Linked DNA regions of Homo sapiens: all the other regions are linked to region 4. Evidence: chromatin contacts called from ENCODE Hi-C or POLR2A ChIA-PET data. All regions are on one chromosome and are shown on one strand. The core of a region is the stretch at or near the end of the contact, and the rest is flanking DNA. Distances in the headings are between cores, read along the strand shown. Region 1 holds the start of SNHG29 (small nucleolar RNA host gene 29). Region 2 holds the start of TRPV2 (transient receptor potential cation channel subfamily V member 2). Region 3 has its middle 30 kb from the start of LRRC75A. Region 4 overlaps TTC19 (tetratricopeptide repeat domain 19).

Region 1 (3,997 bases), core at 1,496-3,995, 410 kb after region 4:
TGGACAAAAACCACATGCAGCCCACGCTACACAATGCCTCCCACTACCTGGAAGGCCGCACTGCTCAGAATGGAGGTCAGGGCCCAAAGCTGTCTAACTCACTCCCCACACCTCCATCCACATGTCTGCAGTACTCCTTGTTCTTTGCTTTCCTTGGTTCATCTCTGGATTCGTCTCTGTCGGAAGTGCTCTTCCTCCCCTCTGGATGTCCAAATCTGCCACCGCCCCTGCAGGACAGGTCCCCTCTCTCCTCTGAGCTCCCCCAGCATGTCTCAGGTGTTCTGATCTCTGACACACAAGTCTGTCACCTCCAGGCACTTTAAGCTCCTGGGGGTGGCAGGGGCAGGGGGAAGCCCCTGATATGGCAGGGGATTGGGAAATGCTTGTGGAGTGAGGGAAGCAGGGAGAAGGATTGCTGGCCTCCAGGATCGCTGAGGCTGTCCCCACGGCATGACGTGTTTTCATGACTGTGGCCCCGTTTCCCTGGTGCCTGCTTCCTGGGGACACACTCAAGGGTTAAGCTACAGTGCTTGCCATCTGTTTACAGGAACTCTCGAGAACCCTGTCCTGGCTTCCCCTCCCAAGGAGGATGAGGATGGTGCCTCTGAGGAAAACTATGTGCCCGTCCAGCTCCTCCAGTCCAACTGATGGCCCAGATGCAGCAGGAGGCCAGAGGACAGAGCAGAGGATCTTTCCAACCACATCTGCTGGCTCTGGGGTCCCAGTGAATTCTGGTGGCAAATATATATTTTCACTAACTAACTCTTCTGGAAACATTATTTGGGCAGAGTTGCTGGGACCCTTAGAGCTGGCAATGTCTGCATGTCTCTGTGTGCACAGGTCTGTGTATGGGACTAGGTTGCTCCTGCCCTTGCCTGGGCACAGAGACCCTCAGTTGCTGTGTCCCCACCCTCACCCCCACATCCCCAAGTCTGGGGACTGTCCTCTTCCTGGGTACAGGCAGCTGGCTGAGGTGCTGTGCCCATTGTTGTGGCAGATATATGGTGATGGACATGGGCAAACAGCCACCTCTCCTCTCTCTCCACCACGACACCCTTTGCTTTCCACACCCACCCTGCTTTTGGGCAGGTACCTGGGAAAACCCATTAAAGCCACCTCTCTTGCTTTCTCTTCCTACCGAGCTTCTTGCTCAATTCCCACCCCTCCCAAGCCATTCTCTGCAGGGCAGCCAGAGGGCCTTCCTAAGACATAAGACAAACATGTCCTCTTTGTGCTCTGAAGGCCTGAGAGGCTCCCCAGTACCCACAGAATGCCCTAGCTGACATCCCGAGACCCCCACGGTTTTGCCCAAGCAGTTCCAGACACCTCCTCCCCTCCACCTCTGTTGCCCCTCCCTCCTTAGCACTCTCCCCAAATTCATGCAGGCCGAGAGACCTCGTGCTTGATCCCTTGACCTGGCTCTTGCTGGAAGCCCCCCTCCTCCATTAAAACCCTACACTTGGGGGTGGGGGGAGGGATAGCATTAGGAGATATACCTAATGTAAATGATGAGTTAATGGGTGCAGCATACCAACATGGCACATGTATACATATGTAACAAACCTGCACGTTGTGCACATGTACCCTAGAACTTAAAGTATAATAATAAAATAAAACCCTACACTTGCCGGGCGCCTGTAATCCCAGCACTCTGGGAGGCCCAGGCGGGCGGATCACCTGAGTTCAGGAGTTCGAAACCAGCCTGACCAACATGGAGAAACCCCGTCTCTACTAAAAATACAAAATTAGCCGGGCGTGGTGGCGCATGCCTGTAATCCCAGCTACTCGGGAGGCTGAGGCAGAAGAATCGCTTGAACCCGGGAGGCAGAGGTTGCGGTGAGCGGAGATCGCGCCATTGCAGTCCAGCCTGGGCAACAGGAGCGAAATTCCGTCTCAAAAAAACACAAAAACGAGCAACAACAACAACAACAACAAAAACCCTACACTTATTTCTGAGGCCAGCTCAAAAGGTCTTATGATTGTCTTCCCAGTTTTTTGCAGTCAAAATGAATTTCTTTCCCTTGGTATAACGTGTGTGTGCAAAACGTGGTTGCATGGATTCTTTTTCAAGGAGAGAGCTGAGCATGTTCATAGGCTGAAAGGAAAGCCACAGTAGAGAGAGTTTTCCATGGAAGGTGAGGCAGGGGCATAGGTGGAGGAGGCCCCAAGGAATGAGGAGAGGAAAGGAGGTGGGCAGAGCTTTACCCCAGAGGCGAGCAGAGGATGGACGTGGATCTAGATAAGACGTCAGCTCGTTCCCTAAAGGTCGTGCTAAAGGAGTAATGAGGGTGACCAGTGCGCAGGGGTTTGAGAAGCCCCGTGGATGTGGTGAAATAGCTGTGGGGAGAGTATTTGGCAACGCTCAATAGATTCAGGAGGAGCTACTAGGATGAATGGCTGCCTTGTGCCACAGCTCTACAGGCTTTCACGTGTGTCATCTCACGTGATCTTCTGGGGCGCTGGTGTCTCCGTTTACTAGAGGACCAATCGGAAGCTTAAAGAGAATGAGTAATTGGCCCAAGACCACCCAGCTAAGGAGTGGCGGAGGTGGGGCCCAAACGCGCGATCCAGCCCTCGCGCAGGCGCCCTGGAACTCCCCGCGCGTGTTGTGACCCAGAATTCCCGGGGCTGTGGAAGAGACCATAGACTCAACAGGAGGGGGAGTCCTGGGTAGCGCGCCGGTCTAAATCGTTACTTGGCGGAAAGTTCCCATGAGTCTTTGCCAGCGTCCCCCTCCTTTTGTGAGGATTGGGATATTCCGACTCCTTAAGGGCCTGGCGCACATAAGGTGTGACCTTTTCATTCCCGTTGTTATGGAGGTAGGCTCTCTAGGAATCTGGGAGTAGTAGCTGGGGGGCAAGAGCAAATAAAGAGCTCGAGCTTCTGTGGTCTCTGGGGAGATGTTCCCGGGAAGCCTGTCTAGAGGGCGGAGGGCAGCTGTTGAGATGGCGTGGCTCCCCGGCTCCTGCGCCCGCGTGGCTTTCGCGGCGGGCGCTGCGGCCCGGTATTGGACAGCCTGGCAGGGCAGCGCGGGGCCGAATCCGGCTGCCGTGGCTGAGGCTCATGGATCACTCTTTTGTGGTAGGGCCACATCTGCCAGAGCCTGGAGTCTGCGAAGGCCGGGACCCGGTTCCCCGGCCCACAGTGGGGGTGTGCAAACCCGAGAGAACTGGGTAAGTTGGGGTCGGCTTGCAGTTTGGGGTACCCCGAGGGCGGTGTACGTCGGTAAGATTGTAACAGTATTACTGGAAGACTTATTCGACTGTCCTGATGATACTTGTAATAGGAAGTGCCGTCAGAAGCGATAACTGACGACGTCTAATGTCTATCTGACCGCAGTCGCTGAAACCTCTACAACTTAGTTGACCGTAACTGCCAGAGCCCTGCCCTGAATTCCTGTCCTTACTCCCTCTTTAAGATTGCGTACCCACTGCAGAGTGCTGAAGACGGGGTAGCCACGAGGTGAGAGGCTCTCTGGTGTAGGGTTTAACATGGAACGTAGTTTTGTCACTTGAATGCACGGAAATTGGCGTTTTGACAGTTTTCTACGTTTAGGTGTTTTATACACTTTAGGGTAACGTTATCATGTCATTGCATAGGGTGGAACTTAAATAGAAACTGGAGATGGCTGCTTCAGCCACAGTCCTAACCTAGAACTGCATTTAAAGCAAACTGATAATGCAGAAACAAACTCCTTCGTTAAGAAATGTCTCCAGTAGCAGGGTTAGCTTAAGTTTCAGGTAGGGTCTAGATCTGCGGTTGGAACAGTACTGGAGGGTTGTGAGGTGCTTGACTGCTCTGATGAAATCACTAATAGGAAGTGCCGTCAGAAGCGATAACTGACGAAGACTACTCCTGTCTGATTGCAGTCAAGTCTTCACCACTTGCTGGTTCCCAGGAGTAAACTTGTTTGAACGGTGACCTAATTGCTATATTCACCTAGGTTGCAAATTCGTGAAGAATCAGCATCATGTTTGGCAGCTGAGTATTGGAGCCA
Region 2 (3,763 bases), core at 515-3,014, 390 kb after region 4:
ATTTAAAATGTGGCTAATGGGACAGCAGAACTGAATGTTTACTGTTATTTTATTATGTATTTATTTTTGAGACAGAGTTTCCCTCTTGTTGTCCAGGCTGGAGTGCAATGGCACAATCTTGGCTCACTGCAAGCTCTGCCTCCCAGGTTTAAGCGATTCTCCTGCCTCAGCCTCCCAAGTAGCTGGGATTACAGGCACGTGCCACTACGCCTGGCTATTTTTTTTTATTTTTAGGAGAAATGGGGTTTTGCCATATTGGCCAGGCTGGTCTCGAATTCCTCACCTCAAGTGATCCACCTACCTTGGCTTCCCAAAGTGCTGGGATTACAGGTATGAGCCACCGCGCCTGGACTAATTTTGTATTTTTAGTAGAGATGGGGTTTCACTATGTTGGTCAGGCAGGTCTGGAACTCCTGACCTCAGGTGATCCACCCACCTCAGCTTCCCAAAGTGCTGGGATTACAAGCGTGAGGCCTATTATAATTGATTTAAATCTAAACAGTCATTGTGGCTAGTGACTATCTTATTGGATGGCGCAGGCCTAGAGTGTAATGTGCATGACAGGGTTGCCATGAGTGACGGATAGCGATGGAGAAGGGCATCTGGACTTTGAGGGCTCATGGTATGGAGTTTGCATTTTATTCCAAGCACCATGGGTGAGGTTTTGTGATTAAGTCAAGGCGTTAGGTGACCTGGTTTTCTTTTTTTTTCTTTTTTGACACAGAGTCTCGCTCTGTTGTCCAGGCTGGTGTGCAGTGGCACAATCTCAGCTCACTGCAACTTCCGCCTCCCAGGTTCAAGCGATTCTCCTGCGTCAGCCTCCCAAGTAGCTGAGATTACAGGTGCCCACCACCATATCCAGCTAATATTTGTATTTTTAGTAGAGATGGGGTTTTGCCATGTTAGCCAGGCTGGTCTTGAACTCCTGACCTCAAGTGATCCATGCACCTCGGCCTCCCAAAGTGCTGGGATTACAGGTGTGAGCCACTGCGCCCGGCCCTGGTTCCCATTTTTAAAAGGTCACTTCAGTTGCTATAAGGAGAAATGGATTATGAGTGTGGGGCAAGAATGAAGCAGGGAGACCAGTTTGGAGGTGGCTGCAGTTGCCCAGGGGAGCAGTGATAGTGGCTTGGACCACTCAGAAAGACAAATTTTGGAGGAAGAGCTGATGCCAGGTTTTGGGAGTGAGGGAGAGAGATTCCTAGGGCTACTTCGGTGGTGGTTGGGTCCCCAAGCTCCAAGACTGAGTCCAGACCAGGGCCCCGTTGGTGGTGAGGTCTGATTTTAGCAGTGCGTGCCCACCTCCTTGTCTCCACCTGCTGGCTGGTGCTTGGAGCACCTTTAGGGGAACTTTAGCCATCAGAGTCCTGGGGTCAGGAGGCTGGGAGAAGGTCCTGGGAGGTGGGAAAGTCCCCCAACTGCTGGGTGGATGGGTGGGTGGGACTGTGTTCCCAGGGGCATCTGCTGGGCTGAGCCTCTCCCTGGGGGCTGTCCACATCAGCTTTCTCCCCTGCCATGGGTCAACTCAGGCCCATTTATGGGCCACACGGCTGCTTGGAAGGCATGTGGTGGAGAAGGGGAGGAGATAGCTGTCAGTGGACTTGGGGAAGAATCCCCCATCCATGGCAGCTTCCATGGGTGGCAAGTCCCCAGCATCCAAGGGCTGCCTCTGAGTGTCACCCACCCCCACCTGAGACCTTAGTGGCTAGAAGGGGGAGGGGTGGGGGTGGAGCCTGATTCGCAGCAGGGTGTGTCCAGATGGTCAGTCTCTGGTGGCTAGCCTGTCCTGACAGGGGAGAGTTAAGCTCCCGTTCTCCACCGTGCCGGCTGGCCAGGTGGGCTGAGGGTGACCGAGAGACCAGAACCTGCTTGCTGGAGCTTAGTGCTCAGAGCTGGGGAGGGAGGTTCCGCCGCTCCTCTGCTGTCAGCGCCGGCAGCCCCTCCCGGCTTCACTTCCTCCCGCAGCCCCTGCTACTGAGAAGCTCCGGGATCCCAGCAGCCGCCACGCCCTGGCCTCAGCCTGCGGGGTAAGTCGGTGGGCAATGCTGGGGACGTTGGAGGGGGCCGGGTCTCCAAGCCTGACAGTGAATGATGGGGTGGGGAAGGCCTAGTGGGCTCCTGGCTTCTACAGCCTGGAGCCAGGGTCTGTGTGGGGCTCCAGCACCCTCTCCCTGGACCTCCACACCCCTTCCTCTGCTGCCAGGGTGGGTGAGGGTCCCAGGAGGTGGGGTGGGGGCTGGACAGACAACTGTTGCTGCTGGGGCTTGGGAGTCTAGGGCTGGAGGAATGGGCCAGGGTTTGGTTGGGGACACAGATGGGCTAAACGGTATGAAACGGAAAGAGCACCCTTCTGCCCCAGTGTGTGTAGAAAGGGTGGTGGGTCACATCTGCAAACTGAGGCAGCCAGGCAGCTCCCCACCTCCCATGTTTCCATGGGAAAATACCCCACCCGGGTCCCCAGGGCCTGGTCCCAGCCTACCCTCTCCACTTCCCTCTGCTGGTGCCGCTCCTCTCTGCTCTCTGCCCCCTGCCCCCTGCCCCCTTCTCCACCCTTCTGTCTCCTTACCACTCTTTGACTCCTTCTTCTTTCTGATCCTGCTCACTGGGCCCATGAGGGTTCCCCAACCCTGACCGAGGCCCCACCCTTGCCAAGTGATGGAGGCTGTGGTTTCAGTTTTCCTGTGAGGGTGAGATTGTGCTGTTTGCTGAGCTTCCTAGGCCAGCCTAGGGCCTGAGGCAGCGTGGTGGAGAGAGCCTGGGCCACAGGCTAGGGGCCTCCCTCCCTTCGTGAAGCCCCCAGAGGCCCTGAGGCACACAAAGGTAGTATTCGATGCCTTCAGAGCTGAATCAGACTGAAAATATAGACAGACCCTGAAAGGCTTTGAAAACGGAAGAGGAACGTCATGGTAGACGCATGGTGTCAGATCCGGCTCTGCCAACAACTGGCGACCTTGGGAAAGCCACTCCCCCTTTCTAAGCCTTAGTAGTCTTGGCAGCAAAATGAAGGGTTTGATAGTCTAGTGGTTTTCCCAGTTATTTCTTCTTAGAGCTCCCCTTCTTTGGCGAGGGGTTGAGTGACTGGCCCCATCCCAGTCATCGCACTTTTATCTGTTGGAATATTGGCTGCCAGGCAAGACGTTGTGTAAAGAAAGGGTTGTGCTGTTAATGTAAATGGTAACAGGGGTTGTGACCCCTCAGATTCCAGGAAGTCCCAGAGGAAAAGTCGGGGACAGTCATGGCTCTTCCTGGGGGACAACATCAAAAGGGTGGCCCTATTGGTTCCCTGTTCCTCACCCCACAGGCCTCCCTCCCTCTCCTCACCCCTGCTGCTCATCCCTCCTGGCCCACTTCCCCTGCATTGGGGCTGGGCTCCCACACAGTGGGTGGACCTACTTGCACTTGGCATTTTTGCCATTAGAAGTAATGAGAAGTAATGGCAAAAACCGCAATTTTTTTTTTTTTTTTTTTTGAGACAGAGTCTTGCTCTGTTGCCCAGGCTGGAGTGCAGTGGTGCCATCTTAGCTTCCGGGTTTAAGCAATTCTCCTGCCTCACCCTCCCTAGTAGCTGGGATTACAGGCACAAGCCACCATGCCCAGCTAATTTTTGTATTTTTTTTAGTGGAGATGGGGTTTCACCATGTTGGTCAGGCTGGTCTCTAACAGCTGACCAGCCAGCCTCAGCCTCCCAAAGTGCTGGGATTACACCCAGCCACCACGCCCAGCCTTTTGCACTAACCTAATACCTCCTTTTGCAGGCTCCAGT
Region 3 (3,974 bases), core at 381-2,880, 490 kb after region 4:
TTATGATTTTTGTTTTGTTTTTCAATAATGGCTATCCTAACAGGTATGAGGTGATTTCTCATTGTGGTCTTGATTTGCATTTCCCTGGTGATTAGTGATGTTGAGTACATTTTCATGTGCTTGTTGGCCACTTGTATATCTTCTTCGGAGAAATGTCTGTTAAAGGTCTTTCCTCATTTTTTTTTTTTTTTTTTTTTTTTTGAGAGGAAGTTTGACTCTTGTTGCCCAGGCTGGAGTGCAGTGGCGCGATCTCGGCTCACTGCAAGCTCCGCCTCCCGGGTTCAAGCTATTCCTCTGCCTCAGTCTCCTGAGTACCTGGGACTATAGGCACACACCACCACACTGGGCTTATTTTTTTTGTATTTCAGAGGAGACTGTGTTTCACCCTGCTGGCCAGGATGGTCTTGATCGCCTGACTTCGTGATCTGCCCGCCTCAGCCTCCCAAAGTGCTGGGATTACAGGCGTGAGCCACTGCGCCCGGCCAGGTCTTTCCTCATTTTTAGGTTGGGTTGTTTGTTTTTGTGGCTATCTATTAAATTTTCGATCCAACTTTTGATTCTGCCATTTACAGAGCACTGTATGTCAGGTATTGTGGGAAGCCCTTAACACACACAATCTCATTTTATCCTTACAACAGCCTTGAAACATAGATACAATAAGAATTCACATGTTACAGATGAGGCATCAAAGCACAGACAGGTTAAACTACATGCCCAAGGTCACATAGCTAGTAAGTGTCCGAGAGGGTCATCAGACCAGACCAATCTGATCCTAGTCCGGATCATAATCTAGAAGCCCTCACTGCATCTCACCACTGTGCAGGTTGATAGGGAGGCTGGGGCAGGGTCCTGTAGCAAATCACAAGGGTGTCTTCTCTATAGTCCAGTGTGCTGGGAAGACAACAGGTTGGGAGGTAGGATCCTGGGATCTGCTGATCTCAGTGCTGCTCCGACTGGCTGGGGAGCTTCTGGCACAGTCACCTCGTGGCGCTTGGCCTTAGTGAGAGCATTGAGTCAAGGGATGGGATGATGTTTTGAAAAAATAGTGTGTCAGAAAGGAAGTACTGCTAGGAGTCCCAAGGCTGGTGCATACATCATGCCGGCGTCTTCCCTCATCTCAGAACCCAGAGCCTGTCTCCTGGCTGGGGGCTCACAGAGGGTCCTGGCTGGTAGAAGTCTTGCTTTTGGTGTGTTAAACACCCACAGAGTTGGAGCAGAGAGGATGGGGAGCCTGGTGCTGGCCTCCTTGTTGGGACTGGCCTCTGCTGTACAGGGGTCTTCAGGAGGCAGAGGGATGGGGTGGAGGGGTTATATGGGTATAGAGAGTTGAGGCTTCCAGGCCCCACTTTGCCATACTAACCCATCAGACTGCAGGCAAGTTAAGCTCCAGGACATCTGATCAGCACCAATTCTTTCCCTTCCCTGGTTCCCTCTCCGCTTTGCCCCGTCTCACTCCACATGAGTACAACCCTAATGGCACCTCAGGAGAACACCTGTCTGCCTTGGAGGAGGCTCAGCCTGAATCTGAGCCTGTCTGCTCTCTGAGTCCAAACTAATGTTTAACCAGGAAGTACATTTCTGTTAGGAAGACTCTTCACTAAAGATGTGGACATCGAAGTTCAGGCAGGGCAGAGAGATTTGCCAGACTGGACTGTCCTGCCATCTAGTGGTGGGATAAGAGGATTAGCTAGCGTCCCCTCCAGCTGTGGCTGCCCTGGAGAGAACAGCAATTTTTTTGGAGGGTAAGAGAGGGAAGAGTGGTTTGGTAAATGCACCGTCATTACTTTAAGGCATAATCCATGGCAGTACGCTCTTAGTTGCTTGAGATATCTAACCAACTGTTGGGCAAAAAGCAGCATAAATTTTGGCACCTGCGAGAACACTGTAAGTTTTCTCTAAGGGGTCACCTACAAATGCCATCAGAGGTGGGACTTTGGAAATGTCGAAGTTTGGAACTCATATACTCAGAAGTCACTGGTTCTTGCTAACTTATATTGACACATCACAGTAGAGGTGGATTCTAAAGATTCACTCTAGGCCAGGCACAGTAGTTCACACCTGTAATCCTAGCAGTCTGGGAGGCCAAAGTGGGAGGATAACGTGAGTCCAGGAGTTTGAGACCAGCCTGAGCAACATAGTGACACCTCCTCTGTACTATTAAATAAAATTAGCTTGATGTGGTGGCATGCACCTGTAGTCCCAGCTACTTAGAAGCCTGGGTGCTTGAGCCCAGGAGTTCAAGATTTCAGTGAGCAGTGATTGTGCCACTGCACTCCAGCTGGGGTAACAGTGAGAGACCCTGTCTTAAAAAAAAAAATTAATTCTAGAGATGTGTTTTCTCTGATTTGATTTATTTTGGGAAACAAGTAGCTCTGAAACTAAAAAATAGTTACAGTGAAGACTCTAGAAATTCTGAAAATGATTACTGAAATTGTCCTACTGTTTCCATTTATTGGGAGCTGTATTCCTGAAATTGATGCAATAACGGAGATGTAGTGGAGAAGGGAAGCTGGGAGAAGGGGAAAGAGAAAGAGCTCAGGCTCCTCCAGAAATCATCACCTTCGGCAATAATAATAAAAAGAGTAAGAATGACAACTAACTATCAGTCAGGAGAGGTTAGGTTTTGTTATGACACTATCCCAGATAAACGATGCCGACCGACACTGGTCAAGATGGTGAACACAGGTTTTATTCAGCAATACTATGGCAGCAAGGAAGAGAGACCAGTGTGGATTGAACTCAACTTCTCCAAAACAAAAGGCTGGAGACTTTTAAAGGTGGGGTGTGCTCAGGGAAAGGCACTAAAGGTGTGAATAGGGTTAGGCCATGTCAGGCCACCTGGGTTTGTTGACTGCTGTCTATCTGAAGGACACACACACTTCTCATGTCTTTGTGACGGGGCAGTGGTGCAGGTTGGAGCAAGGTGCCCACAGTTAGGCCCTCAGCCTCCCCTACAGACTAGGAGAGACAGAATTATCTCCCTGAAGCCTTGCATTTTAAAGAGAAGACTCTCAGGTCCTGGAGGAAACAGTTTTGGGTGGTAGTTTTATATCCCAAAGAGCAAAGAAAGGCTTTATAATTGCAAGCTTTCTAAAGTGATGGCTCTACAGGGAGTTGAGGGGTGGTGGTGCAGAGCTCTATCTGCCTATCTCTTGGTATTGGCTGGAACAAACAGTCAATTCTCCTGGCAGCCTTGAGCTTTCTCGGGAAGGCCTTTATTTTAATTTTCAAAAATTTTTTTGAGACAAGGTCTCACTCTGTTACCCAGCCTGAAGTGCAGTGGCATGATCATAGCTCACTGAAGCCTCGACCTCCCGGATTCAAGTGATCCTCCCACCTCAGTCTCCCAAGCAGCTGAGACTAAAGTTGTGCTGTGCATCACCACAGCCATCTGATTAATTAATTTTTTTTTTTTTTTGTAGAGATAGGCTCTCCCTATGTTGCCCAGGCTGGTCTTGAACTCCCGGTCTCAATGGCTCCTCCCACCTCAGCCTCACAAAGTGTTCAGATTAGAGGTGTGAGCCACCATGCCCGGCCATATGCAGGCCTTTAGCTGGGATTAGGGTCATCCTAGAGACAGGGCCTTATGCTTCTAGAAGCCATGCTAGAGTTCAGTTGTCTATTAGTGCAGAAATTAGGATGGAGCCATTATATGCTGGGAGTTCTGCAGTTTTTATTTGTTTCTGGGAAAACTTTAAAAAATTGTTGAAAACATACATATCATAAAATTTATCATTTTAACAATTTTTAAATATACAGTTCAGTGGCATTAAGTGCATTCACATTGTTGGGCAACCAACACCACCCTCCACCTTCAGAATATTTTCATCTTCTCCAGCTGAAACTCTACCCCTCAAATAATAACTCCCCATTCCTCTCTCCTGCCAGCCCCTGGTAAATAACATTTTACTTTCTGTTTTTATAAATTTGATTCCTCTATCTACCTTGTGTAAGTGGAATTATACAATATTTGT
Region 4 (3,926 bases), core at 126-2,625:
CTGCACTAGCCTGTCGAACCCCATCAAGCTGGAGAAAACCTTGCAATGATAGTACCTTACGTCAGTAGTGCTTTACAGATTTCTAAATGTGTTCAGTTACAATGTGTTTCTCACAGTGTGCTGGTGAAGCTTTATGACAGGAAGTATCATTTTGTCAGACATTTCTTAGTGTCAGCACACTATACCGATCATTTTCAGAAACCTGGGATGACAGGTGTATTACACATACCACCATTCATGAAATCTTGGGCTCATCAAAGTCCTCAGGATATACTGGAAAGGGCCGTTAGGAATCCCACAGCATTCAGTGGAGTTCCAGCCTGTCAGATGGGGATGAAATGAGGCAGCACCAGCTTGTCGCTTCATAAGCACACAGTAAATTAGCCCTATATCTGCATTCATGCTCTCTCTTCAGAATCACCTTGAAAACATACACTTTCTTCTTACTGTCCCTTCTCTCTGGGTTATTTTAGAACGATATACACAAGCAAAAGAGATCTACCAGGAAGCACTGAAGCAAGCAAAGCTGAAAAAAGATGAAATTTCTGTACAACACATCAGGGAAGAGTTGGCTGAGCTGTCAAAGAAAAGTAGACCTTTGACAAATTCTGTCAAGCTCTAAATCCATTTTTGTGTAGGGAGAATAATGTCTAGTAATGTGGAAGAATAGCTATCATTCCTGTCTCTGTGGCACCCGATCAATGGCTTAAATCTGTCGTTTTTGATATTCAGGTTTCCTCAATTTAGCCTTAGTGAAGGAGGGGTTGTACACACTGCCATTTTTGTATTTTAAAGGAAAAATGACTTTCATTCCCAACTGATTATGACCTTTCAGGATGTCGTCAAGTGATGCTTTCAGTTGTAACACGTGACTTGGTGCTGTCCCTGCTGGTCTAAGTAGAACTGTAGATTCATATGGGCTGGTGTTCCTGTGCGCTGTGGGTGTGGTGATTCAGCCTGGCATTTCTACCATAAGTTTTTGGTCTGCTGATTTGCTGCCCTGTCTTCTCTTACTTTACTTTATCAATACCTGGCAAACTGACCAGAATTACCTTCCTCATGGCAAAGGGGGATTATGGTGAATTGTTGTTCTTATAGTCTGTTTCATGAAGCACAAGTGGAATTTAATACATAAAAGAGAAAAATATCTTAGTTTGCTACCAGCATCCAGCATGAAGTTGTAAAGTGGGGATTAGGCACGTGACAGTATAGCACCCATTTGAATTTAAATAAAAGTGAACCATATTTATCTGGTTATATAAAACTAAAAATGGGGGTGTTTATATAAAACTAAAAACTAAGAATGATGTAACCTTTTGTCTGTGTTATCTGAACACTCTACTTCCTTTGCAGCCTTAGTCACACAACTGAGTCATCTCAAGTACTCTTTAAGGACACACAGCCCAGGCTGTTCTGAGTCAGAATAGGCCCCTACAGGTATATTTTAAAACTCTTCGTAATTCTAATGTGTACTGCTGGTATAGCTGAACTACTGACCTGGATCTTAGTCCTAGCCTTTTTGCTTTTGCAATTTCAGTATCTTCATCTCTAAACTAGGGAAACACTGGGATTCTTTCTTAGCTGTGGGGGAAGGTATTTGGTTAGATGACTTTGAATGAATAGACTGCTGTGCTGAAAGAGCTTTATCACACTGTCTCAAAGTATGTAAAGATACATAGGTGGATGCTCTTACTGCAGCAGTCATGAATACATTTTTAGCCATTTACCTAAGGAAAAAGACAGTTTTTCTAGGTACCATGAAGGAAGATTGACCCTGTTGGTATGCCTGTGGGGGTGGGATGTGAGTGGGACTGATAAACTGATACTTTTGGTTCGTATGTACATACTGGAAGAATCTTCATAATAAATGAGACTACACAACAATATTGTATGTATCCCAGTAATCTTTGCATTTCTCAAAAAAAAAAAAAAAAAAAAAAAAAAAACTTTCTGAAGAAAATAAAAACACCAGAAACCTTGAGGTCCAAATCCTCAGGGATTAGACTAAAACTAGAGTTTTGTATGTTGCAGATGTAAATTTCTTCCTATTTTCTGTCTAATCTCATATTATTTACCATGCAGCTAATGCCGTTTACCAAGTCTAGCTCAGAGAGATAAGATACAATATAAATCAGACTGTTTCAGTAGAAACCAGTATTAACGTATGGTGATTTCTTAAAAAAATTAATGTCAACCACTCACCTTTTGCATTGAGAATGTTTTTACCTTTTCACAACTGCAGGGGTTACTGAAAGGTTTTTCATTCCAAGTTTTATTTATTTATTAATTTTAAATCATCCACAGTGACTCAGCTCATGGTCTCGTTGTTGGAAACACTAGGAGTTTTCAGGACAGTCTCTTCATGTGGGTGTTTTCATTACAGTTCATTTACACTGTTGTAAAATAAGGTACTGAAGCAAAAGGAGGACTGATCTCCTTTACTGATTGGTCTAAATTCAAAAGTGAATTGGTTAAAATCGTGTCATTAAAATTTTTTAACTGTCCAATGGTCACTGGAGTTTTCTGGGCATAAATATTTTTAAAATAGAATCACTCAGTGTACCAAAATTAAAAGCATTATGAAATTTGCAGTCATAAACATGCAGTGGAAAACTGGCTGTCAGAATACTTTTATGAAGAGTATTAGGAAGACCTTAATTTAGTTCTGGGTGCTAAAAAAATCACGTGTAAGGATATAGTGTCAGAACACTGAAATCTAAGTCTACAAAGAATATCATGTTTTGGTTTGCAGTGAACCACAGTAAGTTGTCAGTGCTGCTCTGTGCTTACCACTTAAATCATGATAAGGTGAACCTCCATAGGTAAACCATGTGAGAATTCTGTCCTTTCATTTATTTTGAACCAAGAACTATTATTGGATTTTAACTCTCATTCTGAGATTTCTTCTCCAGGTGATGGTAAATAAAGTAATACGCACATGCATTATGATGAGGATGGAGGGAGTGGTTCACAGCACCTCACCTTCGGGTCCTCAGGTAGAACTGCAAGAGTAAGAAGTTAGGCTCTGATCTGACATGTTCTCAGAAACTATACGGTTGACCTTCAAATAATGCAGGAGTTAGGGGCATAGACCCCCTAAGTAGTCAAAAATCCACATCTAACTTTGACTCCTCCAAAACTTAACTACTCATGGCCTACTGCTGACCAGAAGTCTTACGGATAACATAGTCGATTGACACATATTTTGTATATGTATTATATACTGTATTCTTACAATAAAGTAAGCTAGAGAAGAGAAAATGTTTGTTAAGATTATAAGGAAGAGAAAATATATTTACTATTCATTAAGTGGAAGTGGATCATCATGAAGGTCTTCATCCTTGTCATCTTCATGTTGAATAGGCTGAGGATGAGAAGGGGTTGGTCTTGCTATCTTGGGTGGCAGAGGTGGAAGAAAATCCATGTATAAGTGGACCCACACAGTTCAAACCCGTGTTGTTCAAGGGTCAACTGTATTCTGACTCAGAATAGCTTAAGACCCTCAGGGTCATAGAAAAATACCATCATAATCTCTTTTATGGTAGGTTGGCAATATAAATTATTAACAAACTCTAAAATATTACCAGTACCTGAAAAAAAAAAATTCAGCAGAAAACTGTGAAGTGGAACATTTAGTCACTGTTTTTCATTCATTTTGAAATTTTTATATGTTTACATATATCTGTTGTAAAAAATACCAACTTTCCAAGTACTAGGAATGCTGACCACTAAGCCTGATCTAAAGTTTATGTTGGGGACCTCAGGTATACAGGAGTGGAACAGGGACAGGAGTGAAAGCTTTGACTGAAGACAAATGTGGGCTTATGGCCTATCTCTGTCACTAATTTAACTATATGGGCAAAGTACTAAACCTGTGTCTTCATCTGTAACATAGGGATTAGACACCAGTGATAGGAGGGTCTTGG

Evidence for each region. A loop is a pair of places that touch in the nucleus more often than their neighbours do. ChIA-PET counts read pairs that join two places held with the same protein, here RNA polymerase II (POLR2A). Pooled maps may share reads with other maps.
Region 1: a pooled map shows a loop between it and region 4 (13-fold over the local background). The contact joins the promoter of SNHG29 here to the enhancer-like site in region 4. A Hi-C loop is called at or near these places in 5 of 50 pooled maps. POLR2A ChIA-PET finds 5 or more read pairs at or near these places in 4 of 52 experiments (BJ, T-cell, activated CD4-positive, alpha-beta T cell and 1 more).
Region 2: a pooled map shows a loop between it and region 4 (5-fold over the local background). The contact joins the promoter of TRPV2 here to the enhancer-like site in region 4. A Hi-C loop is called at or near these places in 9 of 50 pooled maps.
Region 3: a loop to region 4 is called in a map with no recorded cell type, with 3 times the contacts of the local background. The contact joins two enhancer-like sites. A Hi-C loop is called at or near these places in 1 of 168 maps with a recorded cell type or tissue (mammary epithelial cell), 1 of 37 single-sample maps with no recorded cell type and 8 of 50 pooled maps. POLR2A ChIA-PET finds 5 or more read pairs at or near these places in 3 of 52 experiments (B cell, HEK293 and activated CD4-positive, alpha-beta T cell).

Annotation. Positions count from the first base shown.
Region 1 is chr17:16,436,242-16,440,238 of GRCh38, forward strand. SNHG29 (small nucleolar RNA host gene 29) reads left to right here and starts at 2,746. Exons shown (of 4, transcript NR_045025.1): 1 at 2,746-2,819; 2 at 3,944-3,997. SNORD49B (small nucleolar RNA, C/D box 49B) reads left to right here and starts at 3,268; the gene lies at 3,268-3,315. It overlaps SNORD49A (small nucleolar RNA, C/D box 49A), which reads left to right and starts at 3,795; the gene lies at 3,795-3,865. TRPV2 (transient receptor potential cation channel subfamily V member 2) reads left to right here. Exons shown (of 15, transcript NM_016113.5): 15 at 548-762. The coding sequence ends at 648. RefSeq lists enhancers at 1,248-2,149, 2,150-3,049, 2,165-2,354, 2,415-2,744, 3,050-3,951 and 1 more.
Region 2 is chr17:16,413,807-16,417,569 of GRCh38, forward strand. TRPV2 (transient receptor potential cation channel subfamily V member 2) reads left to right here and starts at 1,765. Exons shown (of 15, transcript NM_016113.5): 1 at 1,765-2,027; 2 at 3,756-3,763. RefSeq lists enhancers at 1,596-1,715, 2,666-2,735, 2,996-3,045, 3,386-3,495 and a silencer at 2,436-2,555.
Region 3 is chr17:16,519,786-16,523,759 of GRCh38, forward strand. No RefSeq gene overlaps it. Among named protein-coding and RNA genes, the nearest start is that of LRRC75A, 30 kb to the left of the region's middle. RefSeq lists an enhancer at 1,507-1,556. Within about 2 kb of position 1,631, at least 3 of the 41 ENCODE cell types and tissues checked have a DNase peak (open chromatin) inside an H3K27ac peak, as active enhancers do.
Region 4 is chr17:16,026,901-16,030,826 of GRCh38, forward strand. It overlaps TTC19 (tetratricopeptide repeat domain 19), which reads left to right. Exons shown (of 10, transcript NM_017775.4): 10 at 474-2,504. The coding sequence ends at 622. It overlaps NCOR1 (nuclear receptor corepressor 1), which reads right to left. Exons shown (of 46, transcript NM_006311.4): 46 at 2,257-3,926. Among named protein-coding and RNA genes, the nearest start is that of TTC19, 29 kb to the left of the region's middle. RefSeq lists a silencer at 1,287-1,336. Within about 2 kb of position 1,376, at least 8 of the 41 ENCODE cell types and tissues checked have a DNase peak (open chromatin) inside an H3K27ac peak, as active enhancers do.